Linked DNA regions of Mus musculus: regions 1 and 3 are each linked to region 2. Evidence: chromatin loops called from intact Hi-C (ENCODE). Cell type or tissue: heart. All regions are shown on one strand. Region 1 overlaps Slc25a45 (solute carrier family 25, member 45). Region 2 has its middle 20 kb from the start of Snx32. Region 3 has its middle 8.2 kb from the start of Scyl1.

Region 1 (8,000 bases), 360 kb before region 2:
TTTCATCCATTTATTCATTTTACCACAGTTCCTTTTATCATGATATCCTATGTGGCAAGATTGCAAAGGTGACATCCCTGCAAAGCAGGACCAGAAAGCAATGACAGGCAAGTGCAGAATGCTTTGGCCCTACAAAGCCCAGTGAAACCCAGTAGAGGTGAGCTGGTTTTGCTGTTGTTTGTATGGTGATAGCGTTCTGGTTTTGAGACAGGATCTCACTATGTAGAGCAGGCTGGCCTTAAATTCTTGGAGTTCCACCTGCTTCTACCTTCTGAGTGCTGGGATTAAAGGTGTGTGCCATCGGGGCTGGAGAGATGGCTCAGTGGTTAAGAGCACTGACTGCTCTTCCAGAGGTCCTCAGTTCAAATCCTAGCAACCACATGGTGGCTCACAACCATCCGTAATAATATCTGATGCCCTCTTCTGGTGTGTCTGAGGACAGCTACAGTGTACTTACATATAATAAATAAATCCTTAAAAAAAAAATTGTGTATGCCACCATGCCCAACCTTGGTTTTCTTTTTAATTTTTATTTATTATTTATGTGGGGTGGGGGAAGCACACACACGTGCACACTTGCTACCATGCACAAATGTAGGTCAGAAGACAGCTTTGTGGACTTGGCTCTCTCCTTTCTCCTCTATGTGGGTTCTGGGAATCAAACTCAGGTCTCCAGGTTTTTGTGGGAAGCGCTTTTACCTGCTGAGCTGTCTCACCAGCCTGTGATGAGTTTTGATATTGGAGCCCTGAATAGAGAGAAAAGTGGAAAGGATAGCAAACCAAAGGAAGTAAGCATGGGCCAACTGGGGGTGAGGGAGCACCCCTGGGTGTGGCATATGTGGAGGTGAGATGTTCTGAGATCCCCCCAGTAAATTGGACATAGTAACCCTGTGTTAGCAGTGGTTAGCTGTAGGTGTTTGCAGTATGGGTATATTACACACACTGTATGGAACACTTACCTGGGAGCCATTTGAGGTCTAGTATTTTGACCTATGACCAGGTCATTCATTACACGGGAAACTTGTTTATATTGGCAGATACCCTGTAGCTCTTGTCTGTTTCATGGCCAGTGTTATGGTGGCACTCGGAGCTGAACTGCTGAACTGTGTTCTCCCGGTGAGTGGAGAGAGAAGTCTCAGAGGACAGATGCAAGTGTGCCGTGTAGGAGAATAAGGTGCAGATCAGCTAGTCACTCATTCAGTTGGCAATGAAACCAACACCACTAAATTCTTTTGCTTTTGTCTTCTATCTTTTTTTTATTTTTTTATTTTTTATTTTTTTTTTTTTTAAGATTTGGAAGGTTTTAGAAATCTGCCTGCCTCTCCCTCCCAAGTGCTGGGCTTAATGGCATGCACCACCATGCCCGGCACAACAAAGGCTCCTAACAATGAACTGTCTCTGTAGCACAGCTCCCCATCTCTCTGTAGGAGTGCTGGTTCATAGATCCACACCAGCACATCAGGATTTCTCTGTGGTTTCCAGGGATGGAGTTAGGGGTGTGCAGCAGTGTTCTTAGCATTGGGTCCTCTCCACGGCTCATCTTTTGCCTTTTGTATTACAGCCGTTCTAATAGAGGTGACATAATTAATGTACCATCGCACTTTTCATCTCATTTCTCTTAATAATGCTCAAAGTCATTTAACATTCCTGCGTCTTTGTGTTTAACCCACCTTAGCCTTCAACTTTTGTCTGCCGACAGTGTCCAGAATGGTGGATTACAGATGTGTATCCAGAAGGGTGGATTACAGATGTGTATCCAGAAGGGTGGATTACAGATGTGTATCCAGAAGGGTGGATTACAGATGTGTATCCAGAAGGGTGGATTACAGATGTGTACAGGCTTGCCCAGCTCTTTTGTTGGTTGGTTGGTTTTAGTGCTTGTTTTGAGGCAGAGTCTCATCATGTACCGCTGCTGACCTGGGACTCACTGTGTAAACCAGGCTGGCCTTTGACTCACAGATCTGCCCTTGCCTCCAACTGGGATTAAAGGCACATAACACCTGGCCCAGCCCCTTGTCCAGCTCTTGCTGGCTATCTGTATCTTTTTCATGAAAGATGTCTACTCAGAGCTGGGTGTAACACTCTGTCTCAGCAAGAAAGGAGAGAGGGGGCTATATGTTTAGGTACTCTGCTCATTTCATCATGGGTATTGGGGAATTCTTCACCTTTCCAACTTAAACCTGTGGAACACTCAGTGGCTCATCTCTAGAAAAATGTGTAATTGTTTCTTCTGAATAGAAGGGGGCACATAAAGATGATGCAATATGCCAGGCACTCGGGAGGCAGAGGCAGGCGGATTTCTGAGTTCGAGGCCAGCCTGGTCTACAGAATGACAGAGTGACAGAGTGTCTCTGGACAGCCAGGGCTACACAGAGAAACCACGTCTCAAAAAAACAAAACAAAACAAAACAAAACAAAACAAAAAAAAAACAAGGAGGAGGAGGCTGGGAGGCTGGAGAGTTGGCTCAGTGGGTAAGAGCACTGACTTTTCTTCCAGAGGTCCTGAGTTCAAATCCCAGCAACCACATGGTGGGTCACAACCATCTGTAATGAGATCTGATGCCCTCTTCTGGTGTGTCTGAAGACAGCAACAGTGTACTCACATTCATAAAATAAGTAAATCTTAAAAAACAAAAAAGGGAGAAGAAGAAGAAGAAGAAGAAGAAGAAGAAGAAGAAGAAGAAGAAGAAGAAGAAGAAGAAGAAGAAGAAGAAGAAGAAGAAGAAGAAGTTGTTTCCCCAAGGCCTAAGAATTCAAGGTTTAGTATGCTAAACTCCAGGAGGCAGCCCTGACCCCCACAGCCTTGCCTCGTGTCCCCTATTTCTCAGACTTTAGGAAGTTACCTCACATCCTGCTCAGTTAGCAAGCCTAAAGCATGTTTGTAAAACTTTATTTTTCTGAGTCATGGTCTCTTGTAACCCATTCTGGCTTTGAACTTGATATCTAACAAACCTTGACCTGACCTTTTGCCCCCACCTACCTAGTGCTAGGATTATAGGTGTGTGTCACCATGCCCCGTGTACATGATAAGGGGACCAATCCAGAGCTTTCTGTGTGACAAGCACTCTACCCCTGAGCTGCGTCCCTGGACTCTCAGAACTGTTTCTTGGACAGCCCACTAAGCTTTGATGATAAGGAGCTAGGAGTAAAGTCTACTCCATGCATGGTTTAGGGTTTTTGTAGGCCAGGCTAGCCTGGAACTCACATAGATTCTCCTCCTCTGCCTCCTAAGTGCTTATAGGCATTTTAAAGATTAAAGGCAGAGTTCTTGGTTTAGAGAGGCAGATATACTCAGAATCATACAGAAAAGACACTTGGAGTGTGTAATTACAGACCAAGAAAGAGGGGTGACATGAAAAACATGTCTAGTGGTTCTCCGTGTGTGGCCTACAGCTGCAGCTGGAACCTTAAGGAAATATACATCCTCCTACCCTCCCAAACCTCCCCAAACCCTAAGGTTTGACTCAGCAAAATACTTGAACAAACCCTCCAGGTGCTTTGGAACCATTGGTTGGCATAGCTGGGGGAAACAGATGTCTTGAAGGAGCCAAGAACTGAAAGATGGGGAGTTACAAACTCGGGGAGAAGAGCGTGAGCAGATCCTTGCAGCAGACCCGGATGTGTTCAGCAGAAGTAGGCTAAGGCGATCATCAAGAGCAAAAGTCTATGGCATCCTCTGCTGTGGGGAAGGAGCTCAAAGTAACAAGAGGCTGTGGAAGAATACAGTCTAGCTAGCTAGCTATTTATGGTTTTTCGAGACAGGGTTTCTCTGTGTAGCCCTGACTGTCCTGTCCTGGAACTCACTCTGTAGACCAGGCTGACCTTGAACTTAAATAAATCTTTGAAAAAAAAAAGTATTAAAAAAAAAACAAACAAACTACCACCACCACACCAAACTGGCTAAGACCCAGGCAATGGAGGAACACACATTTGATCCAGCACTCAGGAGGCATAAGCTGGCAAATATTTATTTATTATATGTAAGTACACTGTAGCTGTCTTCAGACACTCCAGAAGAGGGCATCAGATCTCATTACGGGTGATTGTGAGCCACCATGTGGTTGCTGGGATTTGAATTCAGGACCTTTGGAAGAGCAGTCAGTGCTCTTACCTGCTGAGCCATCTCTCCAGCCCTATTGTTGTTGGTTTTTGTTTTTAATATTTTTATGCTGGGTTAATGCCTTTAATTCCAGTACTCAAGAGGCATAGTCTGGTGGGTCTCCCTCGCAAGGCCAGCCTGAACTACAGAGTGAGTTCCAGGACAGCCATGGCTACAGGATTTCATGGAGAAATCCTGTCTTGAACCCTCCCTCAAAATATTTTTTTAAATTATTTTGTGTGTATGGGTATTTTTGCCTCCACGTGCATGCAATTCCCATATAAGCCAGAAGATGGCATCAGATCCCTCAGAGTTACAGATGAGTGGGCTGCCGTGTGGATGTTGGGATTTGAACCTGGTTCCTCTGGAAGAGCAGTCAGTGATCTTAATCACTGAGCTATCTCTCCAGCCCCTCAGGCAGTTTTAAAATCTAATTTAGCAATTGAGATAGATAATCAGACAAATGTAAGGAAAGATGTGATCGAGGAAGAGACAACTTGGAGAGGGGCCAGGGCATGGACATGGGGGTTGGAAGGCTCACAGCTGTGTGTGATGGATGGGAACAGAGACAGAAAGGGATCATCAGTACTGCATCAGATGAAACTTTATTTCATGTATCTGTTCAAGGGACAGAAGTACAGCCTTGAGCACAAGACTGGCACAAACTAACTACTCAAAGGAGGAAAAACAAAACAAAACTAACCATGAAGCACTGCACACAGAGGTATGACTGAGGTAGGCAGGAGGGCTGGGGTGCTTGGGTACCCCATAATCAGCACAGATGAGGTTGGAAGGACCCCTAAATGAAGAGCTCTGCCTGGATCTTGAGGAGAGTGGGCCACTGGAGGACAATGACACCACCCATGGCATTCCTGGGACTTGAGGGCCTACACCAGGAAGTAACCAAGAGAAGGCCACCTGGTGGGGCAGGCCAGCCAGGAGCCTAGGACCTGGGTTTCCCTGAAGGTAATGGAAACCCCTGAAGGATTCTGGACATGAAGAAGACAGAAGTCATCCTCCTGTTCAGGGAGTGGTTTGAACTCAAGAGCTGGGTGATGCCAGCACAGTGGCTGGTCTCTGAGTGCTCCTTCAGAGGGGTGGCTATGGCATGGTGGCCTTGGTGATTTTTATGGACTTCGTGCCCCTGCTGCCTGGACAGAAGTGTCTGGTGAGGTGGGGTGTGTCTTGGAGTCTGCACAGGGTTTCTTGTTCATTGGTTTCTTGCACATTGGCTCCTTAACTCTCTTGATGATAAAAGGTGCCTCGTGCTTTTGCACCGGAAAACTGGGTGCTTTAGCTTGGTTTTCCAAGCTGCTATTAGCCATGATTCTGCTGTGGAGTTGCCAGTATCGCCTGGCCAGGCTCATCTCCACAGGCGTAGCAGGTATTCATAGCTAAGGAAGGTGGCAGCATTGACCGGAAAGGCACGGGCGCTGTTGAGTGTCATGCCCTTGAAAAAGACCCCTATTCCCTCCTGCCGGAAGCTGCTTGCCATGCAGTCCAGCATCCCTCCATACTTTCTTCCCTTCAGCCCATCCATCTGCATCCGGGACTTGATCACATCAAAAGGAGTGGCTGTGATCCAGGAGGCTATGCCTGCAAAGCCCCCTGCCACCAGAACTGTGGCTGAACCTGGGACAGAGGGAGCCAGGGTTGAGTCAGACTAGAACAGAGCATCTTCCAGTCCCCTCCTTTAGTTCCCTCCGTCGCCTATGCTGTCCCCCCGCCCCACCCCACCTCACCCCACTTACTGGGATTCTGGCCTTCTGGTGTGTACTGGCGACATAGCCCTTCATAGGTGACAAAGTACATTCCTAACGTAGGAGTGTCTCTCAACACCAGGGCCCAGGATCCTCTGAACAGTCCCTGGGGTCCTTCTTCTCTCAAGATGGAGGCTGCACAGTGCACAGGCCCCCGGTACCGGGGCATAGAACTCGATATCTGCATCCTTGGCTCTGTCTGGTTTTGTAGACGGACTTTGATGAGGTCAAAAGGAGCCAGGCAGTAGGCCTGTGGAGAAAGACATGGAGGAGACTGGGTGGGGCTTAGGCTTGAAAAATGTCAGCTTTTCATCACAACAGGGCAGAGAGACTCCTGCCATCAGCTCCTAGCCTCCCACATGGCTGGGTTTGGCCAACTGTCTGGGTGCAGTTGAGAACAGGCTGCCTCCCTTGTTATCAGGTCTGATAGGCTCAGCACTGGACTCTCCTCCTGAGATAGCAGGCACAAGCACTCAAGGACGTGTGGGACTAGGCTCCTGGGCTTCCTGATTGCAGGGAGGACCACATGTTTGCAGGGGCTGGGGCTCAGTAAAGGTTCAGCAGCAGGAAACTGAGGACCTGAAGCTGCAGAACAGACCCAACATCATAGAGTTGCTCTTCCTTCTGCATTACACCTCTCTGAAGCCCAGGACACCCTCCCCGCCTCTGTCCAAAGGGCTGATGGGGTGAGATGGTGGTAACAGGTGGGATTTGGTAGGCAATAGGCAGCCAGGACAGAGATCTGAGGTGGCTCTGGACTGAGCTGAGAGGATGTGGAGAAGAGGGGGTCACCATACCAGTGAGGCTGGAGTCAGGGATGTAACTAGGTCAAGCAGCTAGCTGTTCAGGGTGATCTTTAATCTCGGCACTAGGAAGGCAGAGGCAGGCAGATCTCTGTGAATTCAAAGCCAGCTTGGTCTACAGAGCAAATTCTAGGCCAGCCAGTGCTACAGAGTGAGGCCCTGTTTCCAGACAAAGCAAGAGAGGCTACTGAAGCTCAAATGAGGTTCTACCTGGATGTGTGGGGCTCCTGCCTGTAACTGGTGTTCTGGCTGGGTGTGCTAGTCTCATGTCTGTAATCTAAAAGCTTCAAAGAAAGAACTACAAAGAGTTCAAGGCCAGCCAAAGCTACACAGTGAGCTCCAGGCCAATGTGGGCTACGGCAGACTGAAAGTATCTCAATAGCCCAGCTACTGGGGCTGAGAGATGGGGGCTCAACAGTTAAGAACACTGGCTAAGGCTCCAGAGGACCTAGACTCAATTCCCAGCATCTACATGGTGGCTCTGTATAGCCATCTGTATCTCCAGTTGCAGGAGATCCAACACCCTCTTCTGACTCCGGTAGGCACCAGGCATGCACATGATCCACATGCATGCATGCAGGCAAAGCGTCCACACACATAAAATAATAATTAATTTTAAAACATTTACTACAAAAGGAAAAAAGATGACTCAGTGGATAAGAGTTTATACTACTGTCTAGCGGACCTGAGTCTGGATACCGGCACCCATCTGGGATCGCTCCCAACTGCCTGTAACTCCAGTTTCAGGGTATCACCACCCTTTTCTGGCTTCCACAGGCAGAATTTAAATTTGATTTTAGAATTAAAATGAACTTTTTTTTTTTTTTTAATCAAGGAAAGCTGCTGGCAGTGTCACATACTGTCGCCTTAGCGGAGGCAGAGGCAGGGTCCTGGCTGAAGCTGACTTGTGTCTGGGTCTGGCTAGAAACACGTGAACCCTTGTGCAGCTCGAGGCCTGGTTGGTAGTGGAGGGGCTGGCAGCTGACTGGTGCTGGGTTCTGGCAGATGCAGGCCACATTTCATGCTTCTACTACAGCAGAGGGTGGAGCCCCTTTGTAAAATGGGGCTGATGTTTCTCCCAGAGCCTGCCAGCAGGGCTGAGCTGAGACATTTAGGAGTGGGCTCCTGACCTGGAGTTCCAGGGCTGAAGCAGGGGCATCTCATGGGTTGGGAACTGTGGAGCCTAAAGGGTTACTTAACCCCAACCAAGGCCACAAGTAAAGTCTGTAGCAACAGAAGCCTTCAGCTCTTGCCCCTTCCTCTCAAGTCCTCATTGAAACACAATTGGCAGCCAGGCATGGTAGCGCACACCTTTAATCCCAGCACTTGGGGGGGCAG
Region 2 (8,000 bases):
TAAACCTGTACATAAGAGTTCATGCCTATAATCTCAGTACTTGACCGGGAGAGTCAGGAGGCTCAGAAGCTGAGGGTCAGCCCTCGCTACATAGTGAGTCTGAGGTCAGTCTGGGCTGCATACGACTCCATAGAAAGGAAGGGAGGCTAGAAGAGAGAAGGGGAGGTTAGAAGGGAGGAAGGAAGGATGCAAGAGAAAGGAAGAGAGGGGAAAGAAAGAGGAAGGGAGGAAGGAAGGGATGGAAGGAGGGAGGGGAAATGTAGGAATGGATACGCATGCATATGATCTCAGTGCTCGGGAGGCTGGGCCAGAAAAATCACCAAGATAGCAAGTCAGCCTGACTACATAGTGAATTTAAGGCCAACTTGAGTTACAGAGGAAGACTCTGTCTAAATACATAAATAACATTATATAAATATATATACTAATTATGGTGTACTTATTAAATAATACAAATAAATAAGTAGAAGGCTCCCGGGGAAAGGCCTTTGCTGCCTGATCACTGGAGTTCTGTCCTTGGGACTCACTGCCCCTGGCAATAGTCCTCTGGCCTCCACATCTGTGCTGTAGCACACTTGCCCACAGCTACACACCCACATCCTCACACACAGTTAATTGGTTTAGAAAACCAGAAGGAATGGGTGAGCCAGCCACCTGTTACTGTAAGGCAAGGACGGAGTACAAATAAAGTCCTGTTCTTGGTGCCACAGCCAAAGACAACATGGAATTGTATGTGTGCGTGGGCGTGTGTGTGTGTGTGTGTGTGTGTGTGTGTGTCTGTGTGAATGTGTGAGTATGTGTGAATGTGTGAGTATGTGTGAATGTGTGAGTGTATGTGTGAATGTGTGTGTGTGAGTTGTGTGTATGTGAATGTGTATGTGCAAATGTGTATGTGTGAATGTGTGTGTGTGTGTGTGTAGCGTAGAGTTCAACCTTCAACTCCAGCAGTCTCTATGGTTCAGACTGATGTCAAGCTGAACTTGAACCACTCCTCCATCCTGTGGCCCAAAAGATACCAAGCTAGAAGTCACTCCGCCCTGTCTTCTATGAACTGTAAATAACAGAGACGCTCACTGGAGTAATTAGAAGAAACTGCTGGCCAAGAGCTCTGAGAAGGGTTAGGTGTGGCTTGAAGCACTCTGTGTATTTTTGCTAAGCCAAACATGTAGCCAGTCAAAAATACGAGTTGTTTAACAAGCTTATAAACTTGGAGTGACTCTTCACATCTTATAGTGAGGTCTGGGGTTCAAGCATCTCAGCATCAAAGTGCCTACCGTGTGCCGCGCTCAGCCCTGACCACTGCCTCCAGCCTCAGCTTACTCTGCTGCCCAGTTAGCTGACTGGCCCAGACAATCGAACCTCCGATGTTTGTGAAGGAGAAAATGACACTGGACAAGGAGTTGTCTGCTGGTGCCTTAGCCCTCCCTTCCCCCTCCTTCACCTGCCCAAGAGGCTCTCACATGCCCACCCACTACCCTCTCACTTGAGAAGAGCGTGTCTAGTAGGCTCATCGGCTCCCCCAGGCTCTCCGATCCTGACAGGGAGCTCTAGTATAAGCCACCTTGATGTTCATTCCCAGTGTTTCCTGTTGGCACTATTTCTAAGTGGTAAGAGCTGCATCGAGGTGTGTAGCATCCTGCTGACAGGGTAAGTCTAAGGCAGGAAACACCCCATAGCAACTGCTCCACACGTGACCTGAGTTTGTCACAGACTCTGGGGCTGCTCTTGAGGCTGCAGTGGGTGAGGCAACTCGTCTGTGGCTTCCCTGGCCACCGTTGGATTTCCTGATCCTTGCATTTCCCCCCAGACCTAAAATCTGGGTCTGCTTCTCTGCCTCCCCCAACTTCTGATCCACGCTAACCTGGAAGCTGAGACAGAGCGATCCTCCGGCTGAACACTTCGTTCACCTTTTCCAGAGCCCTGGGACAGTGTTGCTACTGTTCAGAGCTCTGGGTGACCTTGCTGTCCCACACCATACAGCTATCTACTAATTAAACAGTCAGGCAACATTATAATTAGGTCAGCTACAGGTACTGATTTGAGACTTTGGCTCCATTCCTTCCTCTCCAGGATTTGAGCACTGACAGGGAATGTCTCAATCGTCCAACAGTCCAATTTCTCAAACCCCAAGTGGATTCTTTACCCTGTCTAAACCCACCCTGATAGTCCAAGACTTGTGGCATCTGCCCCAATAATGGTTCAAGGAGAGACATGGATTCCTGCATGTTTTCCTCTGCCCAACACACACACACACACACACACACACACACACACACACACACACACACACACAATTAATTATTTGATAAAGAGAAGTTCTAGGGCTGGTGAGATGGCTCAGCGGGTAAGAGCACTGACTGCTTTTCCGAAGGTCATGAGTTCAAATCCCAGCAACCACATGGTGGCTCACAACCATCTGTAATGAGATCTGACGTCCTCTTCTGGTGTGTCTGAAGACAGCTACAGTGTACTTATGTATAATAAATAAATAAATCTAAAAAAAAAAGAGAAGTTCTAATCTCATGTGTACTGGATTTTGGAAAGCCATCAGAACATGCTAAGAATTCTTGACACAAAAGTTCCTCACCCCACCCCTGGTCCAGTTGAATCACATTGGTCTCTTCTGCAAGATGGCATGACTCCATGAGCCAGGCAACTAGAACCTGTGTCCCCTCCTCCCAACAACAGCCCCTCCAGGAGAGAGTGCCAACTCAACCCCTACCTTTGATTCAGAGGAAGGCCTCAGGAACGGGTGCTCTGTGATGTAAGAGCCCAGGTGCCAGTGTGGAAGGCTGTCAGGAGAACGCCTGTCGAGCAGGTCTGGTCTGGAAGTCTTAGGAACTAAAGGACAGAAAAGAAACGATTGAAATCCAGACTAGTGCACCTACTGCCTTCCTTCCGACTCATCCTCATAGCATAAGTTTTTTGAATGTGTGACACTCACACATAGCCTTCTCCCATTCTTTCCCAGTCAGAGGAGAGCACCAGGCTCTGACTTGTTCCATCTTAGGACAGATGGATTAATGGGTGGATTGTTCTGTTTGTAGACATCGAATACACGTAAAACCACTACAGGTGCTGTCTCTCAGCGTGTTGGGATCCACAGTCCACACTGGCTTCTGGCATCTGCCCTTATTTTGGGGAGGGACTGCTTGGTTATTTTTTCAAAATAGAATCGCATGTAACCCAGGCTGATCTCAAACTCCCTATATAGCCAAGGATGGCCTTGAACTCCTAATCTAATTGTCTCCACCTCTCTGGAGCTGAGACTATACACATACGATTTACTCTTAACCCCAAAAGGCCCAGCTCCAACTAGATTAGGAGAGCCTTGATTTTGGCTCAAGACTTGCCATTGGTAACATGTGCTAAGGCTTCCTTTATCCTCTCCCTCTCACCCAGTGCTGCCACGAGAGCCCTGGACACGAGCAAGCCCAGCATGGGCGACAGTAAAGTTGATTTCTGTAACAGTGTTCTCCCAAGCCCGCTTGCCTCAGCAGGACTCTCTCCAGACGGTCCCCACCACACACAGCTCCCTCTCCTCTCATTCTCACCTTTGATTTGTCTTTTATTGCCAAATAAAAAGCTTGCTACCTCAACAACAAAAAGGAAGACGGATTTCTACCCTGATACATCAAAAATCCTTTAAGGTTTCATAAACACAAGTAATTATTACAAAGGACTGGGGCCATAAGGAAAGAAATGGGATCCAGCTAGCGTGGAGCACTCTGGGGACTCTCGTCGCTGATGGCCCGCCCTTGCTGGGCCAGTCCGAAGGAGAAAAGGCCGGTGGCTGCTGACAGGTCTCTTAGATGCCTACGGTTTTAGAATTGACAACCAATAGATGATCTAACAAAGGCCATTGTGTCTTCTGTCTGAGAAGCAGAGACTGTCCCAGAAATCAGAGCGTATCTGCTTGTGCACAGGACAACTCTGAGAATAGGCCACTTTGCCACCTGCAGATCAGCACAAAGGTCTTTATATTGTCTCTCCCCGCTCTCGTTCCAGCTTATTCTCCTTAGACACCAAGTTCATTAAAGCAGACATTGAAACAGTTAAACCCAATCAATTTCTCTCCACTTTCCATTCTCACACCCATCAGCTCCCTCACTTAGGAGACGCACTTGCAGGAAATGAATATTCCTCTACATCTGCTAGCTCTGAGCAGGAGGAACGTCTTACAGTCTTGTATCAAACTGGCTCTTTCCGGATTAAAAAGTAATTATTCCAAAAGACGGCTTTATGGTTAAAATTAAACTAGCTGAAAGCTATTAGAACCTGGACTTTGGACAAATGCCAAAGAGGGCGCTCTGGGCATCTCTTGAGAAGGGGGAGAACTCACCAGAAAGAAATCTTAAGCAAATAAGCATATTAAAAAAAAAAAAATAGGGAAAATGCTGAAACCTGTTCCGCCACCCTCCCTCAGTTAGAGGCACTTCTAACATTAGGAAAGCGAAACCAGCTGTGGGTGGGGCAGACCTGCCAGGTCACCCTGCCTGAAGAAACCCAAGATTGTGCCTACATGAGGGACGTGCAGCCGTGGCACAGAGGCAACAACCAGCTGGCACTCTGTATGGCTGCTTGCCTGGGGACCCGGCACGAGAACTGGATGAGACAGGTCCATGTGTCTGTGGTCACTGGCTCGCTGTTTGAAGTTAACTTCAGTGACTTGCCCTGGTTTGTTATTCCACAGTTTGATTAAGGAACAAGCGGCTAGGAAAACAAAAGAGGGCACTAGCGTGCAAGGAAAAGCCCCAGGGCGCTGAAAGCTTGCTGGGTCAGGAGTACTGGAGTCCCAGTGGGTGTGGTGGGGTAGGGACCAGGGCACATTTGGTAGAGCCAAGACGGTTCCGCGGCGCCCTCTGCTGGTCGATTGCGACTACACCTGCGGCTAGACTGATGCTGGGCTGACCCTGAGCGCCTGCCGTTTTCCTTCTCATCCTGCCCTCTGCTGGACAAGAACCCTTTCCACCTCAATCAGGCCTCAGAAAATAAGGTGTGTTAGGCAGAAATCTGCTGGGGGCAGGGAGTGGGGGAGGTGGGAAGCATCTATAAAATGGTCACGGTGGTCACACTACTGTCTGAGCTGTTCTCGAGTAGCAAATGAAATGCTCTTTTACTGGTGACTTTCTGCTTCCACCCTCATGTGGTCCTGCTCAGTTCCTTGGAAGATCTTTGACCCTATAAGAATTTCCGCTGTCTTGTTCACTATCTGACCTCCACCTCCACCTCTTCCATACTGAGGTTTGGGCTCAGGGCTAGCAAATGTTAGGTGAGCAGTCTGGCTGAGCTAAACCCCCAACTTCCTTCTTCTCTTCGAGACAGGAAGATCTGGACCTCATCCTACATCAGTCTCCTAGGTAGCTGGGGTCACAAGCCTGCACCACCATGCCAGTTCACAAGTATTCGTGGTCTTTAAAATTTTTTAATTTTTTAAAAAATCTGGACAGATGAACCATCAGTTAAGAACACTTGTTGCTCTTGCGGAGAACCCAGGTTTCGTTCCCAGAACCCACAAGGTGGCTCATGACCATCTGTAACTCCAATTCCCAAACATCAGATGCCCTCTTCTGGCCTCCATGGGCACCAGGCACTCTCACAGTGCACAGACAAACATGGAGGCAAAAATACCCATGCACATAAAATAAAATCTGAAGTACAAAATAAATTGTATCACATTATTTATTGTGTGGGAAGGGGAAGGCGTGTGGGGCTCACTGGCTCTCTGATGCAGCTCTGGAGGAATCAGCTGACTCCTTCCCCTGTGTGAGTTTCAGGAACAAAAACTTTACCTCCTGAGCCATTTGACCAGCTTTCACGAGTAAATACTTCTTCTTTCCCTCTCTTCTTCCTTCCTCGTTCCTTTCCTTCCTCCTTTCCCAGGATTTCAGGTATTCCAGGCTGACCTTGCTATGTGGCCAATTACGACTTTAAACCACTCGTCCTCCTGTGTCCACCTCCTAAGTACTGCGATTACAGGCATGCTTTACCACACTTAGTTTACCAGTGTGGGAATTAAACCAAGGGCTTCACGCTTGCTGGGCAAACAGTCAGCCAAGCTACATCCCTAGGCTCCGAACAGCCTTTCCGACAAGTCCGACATAAATTAATCTGCTGTTGATTATATGCTCAGTGTATAAAACTCCTACTAGCCTCTCTGTTCCCTGGGTAAACATATTACTGTATCCTTAGCACCTACCTACCATAGTACAGTACTCAGTGGTGTACTTGTATGTAGGTGCTTGGTAATACCTATTGAATCAACGCATAGATGAATCAATCATAGGAACTGGTATACAACAGCCGGAAATGGAAATAACAAGGTCAGACAGCTCGGGAAGAGGGACTCTATTTTAGGAGAGGTGGCATGGTGACGTATGTTCTTAATTCCTGCACTTGAAAGGCTGAAGCAGGGAGGACTCTGTGAGGTCAGCCTGGTCTACACAGTGAGTTCTAGGCCGGCCAGAGCTACATGGTGAGACCCTGTCTCACACAGCACCATGAAGGGCTGAGGGGATGGCTCAGCTCTAGTTGAACAAGCCTGAGAGCCTGAATTCAGTCTTTGGTTCCTGACAACCACAGTGGAAAGGAAGAACTGACTCCTAAAGTCGGCATCTGACTTCCACATGAGCACTACAACACACACAGGCTGTGGCACACATAATGTCCGCTCACGTCCACATGTGTAAACATACACACTAGTAATACATTTTAATATGGGGCGGGGAGGCATCTTCGCAGCTGAGCACCTGGACAGCATGTGTGATGCCTTAGGTTCACTCTCAGAACAAGCAACAAACGCAAGCAGGAGGGCCTTTCATTTTGAACGAGAGTCTGAAACACATTCTGAACCCACGAGGTGCTGGTTTCACAACATAGCAAATGCAGTAAACGCCACTAGACTGCAACTTTACAATCTAATTATAGTTATATGAATCCCAACTCAATAATGAAAAATGAAAGGACATGATTGTAACGTAATAATTATGATCATTGATCGGTAAACAGTACAAATCCTGAGTAAGTTGGCACGCAGAGCACGACTCTCATGCGCCTTGTGGTTTACACACATGGTTTACTGAAGAGATCCCCTCCAGCAAGCCACAAGTGCACACGGGAATAGATGACACCATAGATAATCCCAGTGGGCCTGGACACACATCCTGTCAAAAGCTCTGTGCCCACTGCCCCTACTTCTTTCTCAGTCTGCTCTATATCAATTCATCAAAAAGATCTTCCTGGACTAGAGAGACGGTTCAGCGGTTAAGAGCACTGACTGCTCTTCCAGAGGTCCTGAGTTCAATTCCCAGCAACCACATGGAGGCTCACAACCATCTGTAATAGATCTGACGTCCTCTTCTGGTGTGTCTGAAGTCAGTGACAGTGTATTCATATAAATAAAATTAATAATAATAACCTACCTAAGAACAATCTTCTTCCTGTTGTCACCTGCCTTTAGGCTGCTTGATTCTTTGTTTTGTTTTGTTTTGTTTTTAATTGCTTTGGTTTGGTTTGGTTTTAAGGCATAGTCTCTTTATGTAGCCTTGGCTGTCCTATTTCTGCTTAACTTGTAGACCAGCCTGGCCTCAAACTCACAAGCATTTGCCTGCGTCTGCCTCCTAAGTGCTAGGATTTAAATGCAAAATGTTTTTCTTTTATGTGACATGTGTGGCTGGCTGCCTGCCCTGTCTATGTGCATCACATATGCCTAGTATACAAGGAGATGTGGAGAAGGTGTCAGACCCCTGGAACTGGAACTGCAAACAGTTGTGAGTCACCATGTGGGTGCTGGGAACCAAACTCAAGTCCTCGGCAGAAGCAGCAAGTGTTCTTTGGGTTGTTTTGTTTTGTTTTTCAAGACATTCTCTGTGTGGCCCTTGCTGTCCTTAACTCACTCTGTAGACCAGGCTGTCCTTGAACTCAGAGATCTGCCTGCCTCTGTTTTTAACCAGTGAGCCAACTCCCCAGCCTGATGTTGCTCACAATGATTTAAGCAGAAT
Region 3 (8,000 bases), 250 kb before region 2:
AAGTCAGCTACAGTGTACTCACATATAATAATAAATAAATCTTAAAAAAAAATACACATTTGGTCTAGTACAAAACTCAAGGTAAACTCAGCTGAGGAGTGAGCTATTTTTTCTAAAATCTTGGACATCCTGATAAGCCCTTAGAAACAGTGATCACACGACTTTATTTATCGCCTTGCTTGTTCTGTGACTATTTGTGTTTATTGCCTTGTTTGTTTGTTAACCTAGAATTGACCTTATTATTTGCATGCACTTAAAATCGTATAAAAGCAGACAGGGAAAACATAACCCTGCCCCAGCCTCGGCACTGGCTGGGGTCCCGCTACAGTGGTGTCTAATTGTCTTTTTCCTTCCAATCCTTGCTCCCTCCCTGGAGATCCTGCTGGCTGCCTGAGCTGGGTCACTCCCCTCTGTGAGTCTAGGGGACTAAACTCAAGCCTGATGACAAGTGTGTTGACTGAGCCATCTCACCAGCCTAAGGAATCACAGTTCCTTGGTTTCAAGATGGTAACAGCCGTGTCATACTCAGAGGACAAGAGTTTCAGATATCCAAGAAGAGAGATGTGAAAGGCCAGCAAGGTGGCTCAGTGGCAGAAAGGTGCTCGCTGCTATTCCTGATGACGAGTTCAATCCCTGGGCCCCTGATGAAAGAAGGAGAGACTAACTCTTGAAGGTTTCCATACATACAGTGGCACTTGTGTCTACACACATACAAACACACATTTACACTCAAATTAATTGTGCATATAAAATATTTAATATACATAAAGCTATTTATTAAATATTAAAGAGTAAGTAAATTAAAGGATGTGGAGACAGGGCATGGGATGAGGGTGCCACCTCTCCCCGTCTCAGAAAAGATGCTGGGGCCGGGCGTGGTGGCACACGCCTTTAATCCCAGCACTCGGGAGGCAGAGGCAGGCGAATTTCTGAGTTCGAGGCCAGCCTGGTCTACAAAGTGAGTGCCAGGACAGCCAGGGCTACACAGAGAAACCCTGTCTCGAAAAACCAAAAAAAAAAAAAAAAAAAAAAAAAAGAAAAAGAAAAGATGCTGGGAAGCTTGGGAGTCATCAGGTTCCCAGGCTAGCCCACCTTGAAGTTTAGATAGGCCACCCAAATCTCAGGTGTCTATGGGCCAGGGCAAATGAGAGACAAACACACAGTGCTAACCTGTTTCTGCCCATGCGGATCCAAGCCAGATGGAGATCACTGTGACCTTTATCTACATGACAGCCAGGTCCCAATAGGGTGAGTCCACTTCCTCTCTCCTAATGGTGTGACATACCACCAGCTGTCTCTGAGCTAAGTTGAGCCCAGATGCTCTCAGCATGTCAGCATAGTGATGGCTCATGACTGTTGGTGCTTAGATGTCAGCTTAGGGCCCTATGTGGGCTCCTGAGACTTCTGGAGGAGGAGGTGTCAGGACCAAGTTGTCAGCACAAAGCAGACTCATCTGTCCCAGGCAGACAAAGGGCAGGGATACAGGACAAAGACAAGAGACAGAGGACAAGGAAGGAGCAAACAAGGGAGAGGAGAAAAGGGTATTTTTTCTGAGGTACAGGGAGGAAGGCCTCTGGATAGAGTGGAGACAGATGTGGCCTATAGACAACTGATGGTTTATAAAGGTAAGATGGAGAACCCTGAGGTAGGCTGAGGTGTTTAATTTTGAGTGGGCACGTTAATAGTTAATAGGCAAGCAGGGCTTGTGCTATTTGGACTTGAATACTTTGATGGTTGACCTTGGTAGTCAGGAGGAGGAAGTAGCCAAAGTGGGGTCAGGGGAGACCTTGGTGGCTATCTGAAGAATGCAATCTAAGGTTTTTAGCAAGAAAGAGGGAGAGCGGAGGAGGGCAAGGCCTGCCAGAGCCAGGTTTGCGAGCTGGCAGGGCCCCTTCAGAGGCACCACTGAAGTGGAAACTTGAGGGCTCTTTGGAAAGTCACTTCTGTTGGATGGTGTTTTGTTGTGGGCAAACACGTGAAGGAATGTTTCCTTGAAGCACACAGGTGAAAGGCTACGGCAGGCTCCTGAAGGAACGCTTTGCTTTAGCAGGATATCCTTCCGCCTGTGTCTACTAGTGCTCTAGTTGATATAGGGGTATATTATTCAGCAATATTCAATACTTCAGTCATTTCTTTGTTGTGACACCATTCAAATAGCTCCTTTGTAATTCGCTTTATTTTCTTCCTTTTTATTTAAAAAATTTAAAATGTATTTGTTTGGGCTGGTGAGATGGCTCAGTGGGTAAGAGCACCCGACTGCTCTTCCGAAGGTCCAGAGTTCAAATCCCAGCAACCACATGGTGGCTCACAACCATCCGTAACGAGATCTGGCGCCCTCTTCTGGAGTGTCTGAAGACAGCTACAATGTACTTACATATAATAAATAAATAAATCTTTAAAAAAAAAAAAATGTATTTGTTTTGCGACATGGCCTGACTATGTAGACCAGGCTAGCTTAGAACTTCTATGTAGATCAGGCTAACCTCAAACTCATGGAGATCCACCTACCTTTATCTCTTGATTAAAGGAAGGATTAAAGATGCATATAATTGAGCCGGGCAGTGGTGGCGCTTGCCTTTAATCCCAGCTCTTGGGAGGCAGAGGCAGGTGGATTTCTGAGTTCGAGGCCAGCCTGGTCTACAGAGTGAGTTCCAGGACAGCCAGGGCTATACCTGGGTCTCTCTTTTCTTTCTTTCTCTCTTTCTTTCTTTCTCTCTCTCTCTCTCTCTTTCTTTCTATTATGTATTGTACACTGTCACTGTCTTCAGACACACCAGAAGAAGGCATCAGATCTTATTACAGATGGTTGTGAGCCATCATGTGGTTGCTGGGATTTGAACTCAGGACCTTCGGAAGAGCAGTCAGTGCTCTTAACCACTGAGCTACCTTTTCAGCCCTGGATCTTTCTTTTTTTATTTTCTTTTTTTAAAATTAAAGATTCAGCCGGGCGTGGTGGCGCACACCTTTAATCCCAGCACTTGGGAGGCAGAGGCAGGCAGATTTCTGAGTTCGAGGCCAGCCTGGTCTACAAAGTGAGTTCCAGGACAGCCAGGGCAACACAGAGAAACCCTGTCTCAAAAACAAAAACAAAAACAAACAAACAAAAAAATTAAAGATTCAGTATTTACATTCACGTGTCTCTGGTTTTATGCAGTGTGTAAATGCAATGCCCTCAGAGGCCGGAGGAGGGCAATGGAACCCCAGGAGCAGGGATTTCAGTGATTTGTGAAGCATCTGAAGTGGTTGCTGGAAATCCCACTGTTCTCTGGGAGAGCAGAAAGTGTTCTTCCCGCCATGCCGTCCCTCCAGTTCCACTTCACACCTGCCTTTCCCTCCGCTCTGGAAGCCCATCGCCCCTGCCCAGGCCTAGCCAAAGGCCACTTGTAGTCAGTCCTGACTGCTCTCTGGACTGCAGTTTAGCCACTTCCGGTCCTTCCCAGGCTACACTTTGGTGTCTGTTTAGATCTTGCAAGTCTTGTCATTAGGTGACAGAGTGCCCCCTTTCCCCACCGAAGCTTCCTTTAATCCCAGCACTCGGGAGGCAGAGGCAGGCGGATTTCTGAGTTCGAGGCCAGCCTGGTCTACAAAGTGAGTTCCAGGATAGCTAGGGCTATACAGAGAAACCCTGTCTCGAAAAACAAATAAATAAATAAATAAATGAATATATATATATATATATATATATATATATAGAGAGAGAGAGAGAGAGAGAGAGAAAGAAAGAAAGAAAGAAAGAAAGAAAGAAAGAAAGAAAGAAAGAAAGACAAAGAATTCATAGCTTGGGCTGGAGAGATGGCTCACTGGTTAAGAGCCTCTGCTCTTCCAGAGGTCCCGAGTTCAATTCCCAGCAACCATCTGTAATGGGATCTGATGCCCTCTTCTGGAATGTCTGAAGAGAGCAACAGTGTACTCACATAAGTAAAATAAATAAATCTATCTATCTATCTATCTATCTATCTATCTATATCTATCTATATATATATAAAGACTTCTTAGCTGTTAGAGCTGCTTTGATTTAATGGCTTTCAGTGTTGGTTGATGCTTATATTTATTGAGATATAAAAAAGTCAGCTGAGGCTGAGGAGGGTGGGCAGAGCTAGCAGAGCGAGAGAGAAGGCAGTTGGTGCAGAAGATATCATTAGGAGTTGAGCCAGGAAAAGCTAAGCTGAGCGGAGAGGCTAGAACAGTCGTTATAGCTTGGAGCTGCTGGTGTTGGGGAAGCTGGGAGGACAGACTGGTTAAACAGTTGTTGGGGAGCTGAGGGAGGAGTGGCTGGGAGACTCGGTTTCAGTGGCTGGGCTGGGAACACAGAGGGGACTGGCAGCGAGTTAAGAGAACTGGTTACTGATCTATAATAGGTAGCTGTGTTACAGGAGTGTATTATTTTGTTTCAGTTTGAGAAGTCCTGGCTGCCTAGAACAGTCTGCATGTGAGTACAGAGGCCCAAGGTAGCCAGGCCTTTGGCATGGGGAGTGGATGAAGTCCTGGCTGAGCGTGTATAGAACGGCATTGACATGAGCACAGCCATGTTGAAGACTCCAGTGCTTCAGAGCCATGGAAATGCAAGGCCTTCCCTGGGCCAGGCTCAGAGAAAAGGCAAAGCCTCCCTGGTCTGAGTGTGTGTATTGGTGAGGTGTGTATCGGTGAGCTGCCCACCTTTGGCTAACCCAGGTGCACGCAGAGAGTGTCATCTACTGTTTCCTTGACCCAGATGTTGACACTGTATGCAGTTGTCCACCATGGCTTTCTCCTCTGTGGGGAAACTCTGATATTTAAAGTCCACTGTGACCAGATGGCCTCTGAGCTCAGCACAAAATGGGAGACTCCCTTGTTGTTCTCCTTCTCTAACCTTGTCTGAGGGATTCTTAACACCCTTCTCCCTACCTGAGAAAACTCACAGTAGCATAAAAATCCGGAGTCCTCCGTGCTAATGAAGTATCTAGCTAGGCCAGTGAGCTTCCCTTTCTGGGCACTCCTTCCCGCCAAAGCTATCTAATGCCTGATTCACCCTTCCTGAGCTGTATGCATTTACCTTGGCCATCAAAGAAGTCATTTTGATGGAGCAAAGACCGTCTTTTCTTTTCATCAAGGATCCACATGGGGGGTGGGCGGAGTGGGGAAGGCCTTTGTGTAAAGAGCCCTTGCCTAAATCTCCCAGAGAAGGCCATCTGCCTTTCAGTCAGTTACTCTGTACTCTCTGCACTCATTCGGAACCAAACCGGCTCTGGCTTTCCCTTCCTGCCTGGCTCACGGGCACCCAGAGGGGAGGCTTGGACCTGGGACCCCTATTCCCAACTCCCAGCGGTGTCTGGGTACAAGGAACTTGGGAGAACAGAAATCTCCACTGCAGACTCCATCCACTGTTTCCCATCTGGAAAACCATGGGCTGGGAACCCCATTACTGACTGTGTACCGGCTCCCCTGAATGGCATGCCGGAGCCACTCAAGCACCCCAGCAGCGAAGCGAAATGACACCCAGCCAGACACTCCTCCTAGATGACTGCAGAGACTTCCTGTAGAGACAGGCTATCCTGCCTCCCTCTCATTTGGTGCATAGCTGGGGTGTGTGGGATCTCCATCAGAGAATTCAGCCGTGGCTGCATCTGGGCTCTGTAACAGTGGAGGGAAAGATGTTTCAGATGTTCGTCTCTAATAGTGAAAGGAAGAAAACCCAGTTCCTTTCTATTGTAGACTTTGTGGTGTGGCAGGGTATGCGCATGTGTGTGCATGCTTGTGGAGGCCAGAGGTCATCTGGGGTTCCTCACCCAGCCTGGAGGGCTGGACCTGGATTGCCAGTAAGGCCCAGGGGGTCCCCGTGTCCCATCCCCCCCTCCCCCCATCCTTTCCAGAGTTGGCTTTAACTGTGAGTCCCTAAGCCACATCACTACCTCCAGTTCAACTCTACACCTTTGGACAGGGCAGCTCACACTAGGTCTACAGTAACTGTTGCTTGCCTTCTTTATGGAGTTATTACGTGTTGAGACAAGGTCCCCCAAAGCACAGTTTAAGTGACCTCACTATGTGGCTGAGGATAGATGACCTAGACTTCCTTTTTTTTTTTTAAAGATTTATTTATTTATTAATGTAAGCACACTGTAGCTGTCTTCACACACTCCAGAAGAGGGCGTCAGATCTCATCACGGACGGTTGTGAGCCACCATGTGGTTGCTGGGGATTTGAACTCAGGACCTTCGGAACAGCAGTCAGGTGCTCCTAACCACTGAGCCACCTCACCAGCCCCCTTTTTTAAATGTTTTATTATTATTATTATTTATTTATTATATGTAAGTACACTGTAGCTGTCCTCAGATACTCCAGAAGAGGGAGTCAGATCTCGTTACAGATGGTTGTGAGCCACCATGTGGTTGCTGGGATTTGAACTCCAGACCTTTGGAAGGGCAGTCGGGTGCTGGGTGCTCTTACCCACTGAGCCATCTCACCAGCCCCGACCTAGACTTCCTAATCCTTGTCTCCACACCCAGCCCCCTACCCAGGCTTATCTCTGTGCATAGTTTACAGACTGTTCTCAGGACTGTCCCATATGCATTTGAAAAGGATATTTTCCAATGTTGATTATTTTGTTTGTTTTTTTCTTTTTCTTTTTAAAAAATTTTTGTTTTTGTTTTTTGTTTTGTTTTGTTTTTTCGAGACAGGGTTTCTCTGTGCATTCCTGGCTGTCCTGGAACTCACTTTGTAGACCAGGCTGGCCTCAAACTCAGAAATCTGCCTGCCTCTGCCTCTCAAGTGCTGGGATTAAAGGCATGCGTCACCACTGCTTAGCTTTAATATTTTCTAAATGTATATGAGCACACTGTAACTATCTTCTTACATAACAGAAAAGGGAATCTTATCTCATTACAGATGGTTGTGAGCCACCATGTGGGTGCTGGGAATTGAACTCAGGACCTCTAATGCTCTTAACCGCTGAGCCATCTCTCCAGCCCCTTTTGTTTGTTTGTTTGATTGATTTTTAAAGATTTATTTATTTATTATATGTAAGTACACTGTAGCTGTCTTCAGACACACCAGAAGAGGGCATCAGATCTCATTATGGATGGTTGTGAGCCACCATGTGGTTGCTGGGATTTGAACTCAGGACCTTTGGAAGAGCAGTCAGTCTCTTAACTGCTGAGCCATCTCTCCAGCCCCTTGTTTTGTTTTTTAAGACAGAGATTTTTCAGCCAGGCAGTGGTGACGCATGCCTTTAATCCCAGCACTTGGGAGGCAGAGGCAGGTGGATTTCTGAGTTCGAGGCCAGCCTGGTCTACAGAGTGAGTTCCAGGACAGCCAGAGCTACACAGAGAAACCCTGTCTCAAAAAAACAAAAAACAACCCCCCCCCCAAAAAAAAGGACAGAGATTTTTCTGTGTAGCCCTGGCTGTCCTGGAACTGGTCTCGAACTCAGAGATTTACACCTGCCTCTGCTTCCCAAGTGCTGGCACCAAAGGTGTGCACCACCATTGCCTGGAATTTATATCTTTTACTTTTAAAGACCTCCATAGACCAGGGATGTGGTTCTGATGGTAGAGGATTCATGCGAAGACCTGGATTTAATCCCTAACATGAAATAAACCAGGCTTGGTGGTGCATGCCTGTAACCCTAGCAGGTGATTACTTGGGTAACAGGGCCAGAAGACTGGCTGGGCGAGACAGCTCAGGGGGAGTGGGGGGCAGAGGTATTTGATGCCAACTCTGATCAGCTTAATTTGACTCCTAGAACTCACATATGAAACAAGAGAGCCCACTCCTGCAAGTTGTCTCCTGATCTCTATAGACATTCTGTGAGACACATGAACTCACACATGCACACACATGCACACGTGCACATGCTCAGGATAAAGACATGAATATAATAAAAATGTCAGAAGCAGTTCAATGTCATCCCAGGTATGTGTTATGTTTGAGGTCAATGTCATCCTTGAGGTCAATGTCATCCTTGAGGTCAATGTCATCCTTGAGGTCAATGTCATCCTTGAGGTCAATGTCATCCTTGAGGTCAA

What was found. Hi-C counts contacts between places; a loop is a spot of excess contacts. Peaks named below come from ENCODE experiments on the same cell type or tissue, not always from the same donor. Only the 100,000 strongest peaks of a DNase experiment are listed, where the experiment ranks them.
Region 1: a loop joins it to region 2, with 2.0 times the contacts of the local background. A loop is called at or near these places in 6 of 42 quality-filtered maps.
Region 3: it touches region 2 in a loop (7-fold over the local background); 12 of 42 quality-filtered maps call a loop at or near these places.

The regions. Positions count from the first base shown.
Region 1 is chr19:5,882,454-5,890,453 of GRCm38, reverse strand. Slc25a45 (solute carrier family 25, member 45) reads right to left here. Exons shown (of 6, transcript NM_134154.4): 5 at 5,851-6,109; 6 at 4,686-5,731. The coding sequence ends at 5,463. Among named protein-coding and RNA genes, the nearest start is that of Tigd3, 7.7 kb to the left of the region's middle. In heart, a CTCF peak has its summit at 4,378 (motif pointing right); no DNase peak of the experiment used is centred here; H3K27ac peaks cover 1,108 bases.
Region 2 is chr19:5,526,381-5,534,380 of GRCm38, reverse strand. It overlaps the pseudogene Gm31166. Among named protein-coding and RNA genes, the nearest start is that of Snx32, 20 kb to the right of the region's middle. In heart, a CTCF peak has its summit at 4,902 (motif pointing left); a DNase peak (open chromatin) is centred at 4,860; H3K4me3 peaks cover 654 bases; H3K27me3 peaks cover 2,841 bases.
Region 3 is chr19:5,775,612-5,783,611 of GRCm38, reverse strand. No RefSeq gene overlaps it. Among named protein-coding and RNA genes, the nearest start is that of Scyl1, 8.2 kb to the right of the region's middle. In heart, CTCF peaks have their summits at 2,255 and 3,188; no DNase peak of the experiment used is centred here.